Regions from separate parts of the Homo sapiens genome. Here region 1 is linked to region 2. A link is an interaction called in ENCODE POLR2A ChIA-PET data of the cell type or tissue named here. Cell type or tissue: HCT116. All regions are shown on one strand.

The links. ChIA-PET counts read pairs that join two places held together with the same protein. Peaks named below come from ENCODE experiments on the same cell type or tissue, not always from the same donor. Only the 100,000 strongest peaks of a DNase experiment are listed, where the experiment ranks them.
Region 1: POLR2A ChIA-PET joins it to region 2 with 5 read pairs; 4 of 35 experiments call an interaction of 5 or more read pairs at or near these places.

The regions. Positions count from the first base shown.
Region 1 is chr9:128,731,917-128,735,916 of GRCh38, forward strand. It overlaps ZER1 (zyg-11 related cell cycle regulator), which reads right to left. Exons shown (of 16, transcript NM_006336.4): 14 at 3,418-3,515; 15 at 1,510-1,612. It overlaps ZDHHC12-DT (ZDHHC12 divergent transcript), which reads left to right. Exons shown (of 2, transcript NR_046240.1): 2 at 926-1,327. Among named protein-coding and RNA genes, the nearest start is that of ZDHHC12-DT, 9.5 kb to the left of the region's middle. RefSeq lists enhancers at 277-777, 778-1,278. In HCT116, CTCF peaks have their summits at 1,487 (motif pointing right) and 1,692; a DNase peak (open chromatin) is centred at 1,505; H3K27ac peaks cover 298 bases.
Region 2 is chr9:128,963,426-128,967,425 of GRCh38, forward strand. All of the region lies in intron 8 of NUP188 (nucleoporin 188), which reads left to right. Among named protein-coding and RNA genes, the nearest start is that of NUP188, 18 kb to the left of the region's middle. In HCT116, no CTCF peak of the experiment used is centred here; no DNase peak of the experiment used is centred here.

The DNA of each region.
Region 1 (4,000 bases), 230 kb before region 2:
AGCTCAGATTTCGAGTCTCGCCCGCCCCAGCCTGACCCCTGCCACCCATCACTGTTGGTTGTCACCTTGGACCCCGGACAGCTTGCCCATTCAACACCAAGCCTGTGGTTTGGGGGCTTCACTGCAGCCTCTGTGTGTTAAAGGGATGCCCCAATACCTTTTAGGAAACAAATACCCAGAGTGGGAGAGAGGTCAGTGGACAGGCCGAGGGCCTTCTCCTAAGCATTGTCCAGGGTCATTTACTCCTTGCTGTCAGACAGGCCAGTGCCTCAGATTCCCATCACAGGCCTTGGAGAAATGTTCAAAGTGACTGTGGTAGGTAACTGGTCAGTCTTACCCAGTGCTTCTCAAATTTCCCGGGAATCCTTGTTAACCATGAAAATTCCAGGGCCACCTCCCACCTCCCGGATGTACTGGAAAAGAAAACCTAGGGGTGGGCCCCGTCCATTTATTTTTAAATTTTATTTTTTTGAGACAGAGTCTCGCTCTGTTGACCAGGCTGGAGTGCAGTGGCACCATCTCGGCTCACTGCAACCTCTGCCTCCTGGATTCAAGTGATTCTCCTGCCTCAGCCTCCCAAGTGGCTGGGATTACAGGCACGTACCACCACGCCGAGCTAATTTTTGTATTTTTAGTAGAGACGGGGTTTTACCATGTTAGCCAGGTCTCGAACTCCTGACCTCAAGTGATGCACCCACCTCAGCCTCCCAAAGTGCTAGGATTACAGGTGTGAGCCACTTCGCCTGGCCAGTAGCGCCTTTGGCCAGATATAATAGCAGAACCAGCTGACACTTCCCTCCCCTGGCCCAGGAAGTGGCTGGCTGAGGAGCCTCTGAGTTTCAGGCCCCTCCTCCATGTGAACTTTTGCTCTATACAGAGCCATGAAAAAGTGTGCTCGGGTCAGCTTGACTGTTCTCCCTTCTAGAATGAATCCTGGAGAAAACAAGGTCGTTCGACGATTTCGACACGTCGCATCCCTGAGAGTCTCTCGTGTCCTGATCAACTCGAGAACTGGAGGCGGTGACATTTTAGATGCTGCAGTGAAAGCCACAGAGCCACGGAAGGCCGAGACTCCACCATGTTTGTGATCTTCACATTCAGCAAACTCACTCGCACTCTGCCTCATCTTATCTCTAGAATGTATTTTACCACACTGTGTCCCTTCTTTAGTGGGAATGTCTTTGGCCAAAAATAATGAATAGTTCTGACCTGACTTGCTAATACCCAGTGATAAAAGGATGGAATTTGTTGGGAATAAAAGAAAACTAAGCTTACAAACGAGGGCCCTGATGCTCCGTTCCGAGCTTGGTCATCTAATTTCCAGCCACAATGTGGTCGAGATGACATTTGGAGAGGCCCCAGGTGGACATCAATACACTGTCAACCTCCATACTCAACTCTAAGCTGTCCCTGGGAATTTCAGCCATTCCTAACCTCCAGAGGGCGCCCGCTATGCCCTTACTCCCCTAAACCAAGGTTCCAGGCAGAAACACACTGCTGGTCTCTTACCGGGCCATTTCCTTGGTCTCCTGCCGTGCGGTCGCCATCTTAATTATGTCCCTCAGAAGGGGCATCCCCCCTTCTTTGATCAGCAGAGGGCAGTACTTGTCCGCTGTGGGATAGGAGCAGACAGCAGAGGATCAGGATGGGTCTTCTTATCAGCCCGAGGCCCAGAAACCCACCCTGTCTGTGAGGACTATCCTGGTGTCGGGGGTGTGAAGGCACAGCCCTTGGTGGGGGCAGTGCTAGAAATGGGGGCAAGACGTGGGCCCAGCCCCATGGGTGGGAGTTCTGCGTCCATGTAGGGGAGGCAAGAGGTGACTCCTTGGTTTGAAGTTGCTGCATTTATTTCCAGAGCTCATTCTTTTTTTTAAAAAAAAATTATATATATATATATATAAAATATATAATCTTAAAATATATATATATATGGCCGGGCACGGTGGCTCACGCCTGTAATCCCAGCACTTTGGGAGGCCGAGACGGGCGGATCACGAGGTCAGGAGATCGAGACCATCCTGGCTAACACGGTGAAACCCCGTCTCTACTAAAAATACAAAAATTAGCCAGGCATGGTGGCGGGCGCCTGTAGTCCCAGCTACACGGGAGGCTGAGGCAGGAGAATGGCGTGAACCCGGGAGGCGGAGCTTGCAGTGAGTCGAGATCGCGCCACTGCACTCCAGCCTGGGCGACAGAGCAAAACTCCGTCTCAAAAAAAAAAAAAAAAAATATATATATATATATATAAAATCTTAAAAAAAATATATATATATATATAATAGATATAATTTTTTTTTTGAGACAGAGTCTCACTCTGTCACCCAGGCTGGAGTGCAGTGGCACGATCTGAGCTCACTGCAACCTCTGCCTCCTGGGTTCAAACGATTATTTTGTCTCAGCCTCCCTAGTAGCTGGGACTACAGGCACGTGCCATCAAGCCCAGCTAATTTTTGTATTTTTAGTAGAGACGGGGTTTCACTATGTTGGCCAGGGTGGTCTCAAACTCTTGGCCTCAAATGATCTGCCCGTCTCAGCCTCCCAATGTGCTAGGATTACAGGCATGAGCCACTGCACCCGGACTAATTTTTTTTTTTTTAAGTAGAGACAGGGTTGCGCTGTGTTGCCTGTGCTGGTCTCAACCTCTTGGGCTCAAACAATCCTCCCACCTCAGCCTCCCTAAGTGCTGGGATTACAGGTGTGAGCCACTATGCCTGGCCTCCAGCGCTCATTCTATGGAAGATGTCACCCAAACCAGTGAAACCAGTGGCTCCTAAAGATGGTGATCCTTTGAGGAATTTCTGTAAAAATATAGATTTCTAAGCCCTGTCTCTGGATATTCTTTTTCAACAAATCCAAGGACTAAGATTTATCTGTATTTTTACCAGGTGATTCTGGTGACCTGCCAGGTTGGAACCAGCTGATGGTATGTGTTTTTTTTTTTTTTCATGCAGACAGCATGGAGACTTTTATTTTACTTCTGGAGATGGGGGTCTCACTATGTTGCTCAGGCCGGAGTGCAATGGCTATTCACAGGCATGATCATAGGTCATTGCAGCTGGAAACTCCAGACCTCAGGCAATTCTCCTGTCTCGGCCTCCTGAATAGCTGGTGTGCACCACTGAGCCCAGCAGGCATGGAGATTTTGGACTGTTCCTGCACATGGAAGCGGGAAGCATTAAGAAAGCTGTCTAGGAACTCTGCACAGGTATTTCGCCTGCCAGGCCTGCTTCTGGTGATGAGGCAGGAGTGAGCCCTTAAGCTGGGTGTCCCACAAACGCTGGAAAGTGGAGGGTTCTGCTCTGAGGCACAAAAGCTGACAGCAGCAATTAATGCCCCCCTCCTGGACTACAAACTCCCTGAGGGCACATCTGCTTTCAGCTGGATGAGTGTCTGAACCCAGGACAAGTTGGCACTCACGGTAGACAGACACGAGGTTATACAGGGCCCAGGTTGCCCAGTGCTGGCTGACAGGAGAGATTCCCTGGGGAAGGAGGCGGAGAATTGGTTCAAATGACCTGCAGGAAAAGAAATCAAGGTCACTGTGGATGCTGAGGGTGGGGAGTGTGTCTTTTCTTGTCTGAGGTTTCCTCCCACTGGAGAATCCTAGTGACCAACCATGATAGGCTGGCAGGATGCCAGGGAGAAGGGACAGCTGGCCCTGCATCCCACTGGCAGGCTGCACAACAAGGTTCCCTTGGAGAGGATAAAGGCACAAGCACATGAGGGAGGCACAAGGGACCCAGATTAGGAGGAGCAGAAAGCTGGAGACCTCAGCAAGGAGCAGAGACCCAGCCTGTGGGGAAGAGGGGAGAGGCACCCTGGGAACAGAAGCACGTGTGACCTGGTTTTTTTTTTTTTTTTTTTTTTTTTTTTTTTTGTGAGACGGAGTTTCGCTCTGTTGCCCAGGCTGGGGTGCACTGGTGCAATCTCCACTCACTGCAACCTCTGCCTCCTGGGTTCAAGCGATTCTCCTGCCTCAGCCTCCTGAGTAACTGAGACT
Region 2 (4,000 bases):
CAGGCATGCATCACCACACCTGGCTAATTTTTGTATTTTTAATACTGGGATTACAGGCATGAGCCACCATGCCCAGCCGTAAATGAAATTTTTATAAAGAATTGATAAATTGTTTATCCATAGTGGCTATACCGTTTTGCATTCCCACCAGAAATGTATGAGAATTCTTTTTGTTTGACATTGTCACCAACACTTGGTATGGCTGTTAATTTTAAACATCCTAAATAAGTATATAGTAATATCTCATTGTGGTTTGTTTGTTTTGAGATAGGGTCTTGCTATTTTGCCCAAATTGGCCTTGAACTCCTGGATTCAAGTGATCCTTCTGCTTGGCCTCTTGAGTAGGCTGGGATTACAGGCATATGCCACCATGCCTGTCTTATTGTGGGTTTTTTTTTTTTTTATTTTTGAGACGGAGTCTCACACTGTCGCCCAGGGTGGAGTGCAGTGGCACGATCTTGGCTCACTGCAACCTCTGCCTCCTGAGTTCAAGCGATTCTCCTGCCTCAGCCTCCCGAGTAGCTGGGACTACAGGCATGCCACCACGTCCGGCTAATTTTTTGTATTTTTAGTAGAGACAGGGTTTCACCGTGTTAGCCAGGATGGTCTCAATCTCCTGACCTTGTGATCCACCCGCCTAGGCCTCCCAAAGTGCTGGGATTACTGGTGTGAGCCACCACACCTGGTCTCACTGTGGTTTTAATTTGCATTTCCCTGATGACTAGTGATGTTGAACATCTTTTCACGTGCTTATTTACTTACACCTTCTTCAGTCAAGTGTCTGTTCACATTTTTATCCCATTGTTTTTTGTGGATGTTTGTCTTATCAAATTGTCAGAGTTCTTTATATACAGTATTGTAAATATAAGCTATTTACCAGATAGATGTTTTACAACTTTTTTCTTCCACCTAGTGGCTTGTCTTTTCCCACCTTAATTCTTTTTTTTTTTTTTTGAGACAAGGTCTCGGTTTGTCACTCAGACTGGAATCCAGTGGTGGGAACATGGTTCACTGCAGCCTCGACCTCCCTGACTCAAGTGACCCTCCTGTCACAGCCCCACAAGTAGCTGGGACTACAAGCGGGTACCACCATACCTGGCTAATTTTTGTATTTTTTTTTTTTTTTTTGTAGAGATGGTTTTGCCATGTTGCCCAGGCTGGTCTTAAGCTCCTGAGCTCAAATGATTTATCTGCCTTGGCGCCTCCCAAAGTGCTGGGATGACAGGCATGAGCCACTGCTCCTAGACTGTATCTTTCCAAGAGCCAACATTTTAATTTTAATTTTTTTTTTTTTTTTTTTGAGACGCTCTCACTCAGTCACCCAGGCTGGAGTGCAGTGGCACGATGTTGGCTAAGTGTAATCTCTGCCTCCCGGGTTCAAGGGATTCTGCTGCCTCCAGCCTCCCGAGTAGCTGGGATTACAGGCATGTGCCACCACGCCTTCCTAATTTGTGTTATTTTTAGTAGAGATGGGGTTTCGCCATGTTGGCCAGGCTAGTCTCACTCCTGACCTCAGGTCATCCACCCGTCTCGGCCTCCCAGAGTGCTAGGATTACAGGCATGAGCCTCCTCACCCGGCCAAAATTTTAAGTTTTGATAAATGTTTTTGTCAGTTTTGTCTATTATGGCTCCTGCCTTTTGGAGCTTGTCCTTAAATGTTTGATAGAATTTACCAGTGAAGCCATCTGGGTCTGGAGTTTTCTTTGTGGGAAGGTTTTTAATTCTTTTATTTATTGATTAAAATTTTTTTATCTCTTTTTAAAATTTTCATCAAGTTTCTAACAAAGTTTTAAATACTGAATTGTTTTCCTTGATTGATACAGAGCTATTCAAGTTTCCTGTTTCTATTTGGGACAGTTTTGGTAATTTGTATCTTTTAAGGAATTTGTTCATTTCATTTCATTGGTGAAATCTATTTACATAAGGCTGTTCATATTATTTTCTTATGCTTTTACTCTCTTTAGAGTCTAGTGCTGTGCTCTTACTCATTTCTGATAATGGTAGTTTTTGTCTTCAATTTTCTTTATTAAAAAAAATTTTTTTTTGAGACAGAGTCTCACTCTATAGCCCAAACTGGAGTGCAGTGGCGCATTCTTGGCTCACTGCAACATCCACTTCTAGGGCTCAAGTGATTCTTGTGCCTCAGCATCCCAAGTAGATGGGAGTACAGGTGTGCACTATTAAGCTCAGCTAATTTTTTGTATTTTAGTAGAGACAGGGTTTCACCATGTTGCCCAGGGTGGTCTCGAACTCCTGAGCTCAGGTGATCCGGCCCCCTCAGCCTCCCAAAGTGCTGGGATTATAGACGTGAGCCACCACGTCTGGCCAGTTTTCTTTATTGTAATGTCTGTTTTATATTTAATTGATTTCTGTTGTGTATTTTTTTTTTTTTTTAAATTTTCACTCTTGTTGCCCAGGCTGGAGTGCAATGGTGTGATCTTGGCTCACCGCAACCTCTGCCTCCTGGGTTCAAATGATTCTCCTGCCTCAGCCTCCCAAATAGCTGGGATTACAGGCGCCCACCACCACGCCCAGCTTTTTTTGTATTTTTAGTAGAGATGGGGTCTCACCATGTTGGCCAGGCTGGTCTCGAACTCCTGACCTCATGATCTGCCTGCCTCGGCCTCCTAAAGTGCTGAGATTACAGGCGTGAACCACCGCGCCCGGACTCTCTCTCTTTTTTTAAAATAGATTTCTGCCTCCGTGTGTGTGTGTGTGTGTGTGTGTGTGTGTGTGTGTGTGTGCGTGTGCCCAGCCTTGTTCTTTAGTTTTTATATATGTATATGTTTTTTCTCCCTTTTTAAATGGATTTCTGTCTCTGTCTGTCTCTGTGTCTGTGTGTGTGTGTGTGTGTGTGTGTGTTTGTGTGTGTGTATGTGTTAGAAGTCTCACTGTCACGCAGAGTGAGACTCTCTGGATTTAATGTCCAAATATTGGATGTTTTTTGTAAATATCTGGGTTTTTTTTTTGAGACAGGTTCTTTCTCTGTTGCCCAGGCTGGAGTTTAGTGGCACAATCACGGCTCACTGCAGCCTTGACCTCCTGGGCTCAGGTAATCCTCCTACCTCAGCCTCCCAACTAGCTAGGACTACAAGATGCTGCAGGTTTTGCCATGTTGCCCAGGCTAGTCTTGGACTCCCGGGCTGAAGGGATCTGACCACCTTGGCCTCCCAAAGTGCTGGGATTACAGGTGTGAAGTACTATAGCAGACGAAACATCTTATTGTTCTCAATGTTTTTATTTGATTCTGTTATCAGAGAACACATTCTTTGTCATTTTAGTCTTCTAAAATTTACTGTCTCATGTTTTATGGCCTACCTTATGATCTTTCTTGGTGATTGTACCTGTACACCTGGAAAGAATGTCTAGTTGTTTTTTCAGTTGAATAGTATGAGTTTATTAGCAAGGGATTGGTAGTAACCTAAATGCTCATCCATCCAAGTGAGCAGGTAAAATCAATGATGGCATTTATGTGCAGTGGAATACTATGTAGTGTTAAAAATATTGAGTGTATTGGTTGAATAATCTATGGCATATCCACATAATGAATTATTATGCAAATAAAAGGATTAAAAATAGGGAGGGTTTTTGTGTGTGTGTGTGACAGAGTCTCACTGTGTCACCCAGGCTGGGGTACAGGGGCATGATTGTAGCCTACTGCAGCCTCAACCTCCCCAGCTCAAGTGACTCTCCTGCCTTAGGCTCCAGTGTAGCTGGGACTACAGGCATGCACCTCTATGCCTGGCTCATTTTTAAAAACTTTTTCTAGAGATGGAGTCTCACTGTGTTTCCCAGACTAGTCTTGAACTCCAGGCCTCAAACAGTCCTCCCACTTTGGCCTCCCAAAGTATTCAAGTATTAGGCTTATAGACGTGAGCCACCCTGCTAGTCCAGAAAATTTTTACTATACCTTTATAGGAGATAATTTTTAAGATACATTGTTGCAGCTGGGTGTATGGTGGCTCAGGCCTGTAATCCCACCACTTTGTGAGGTGAAGGT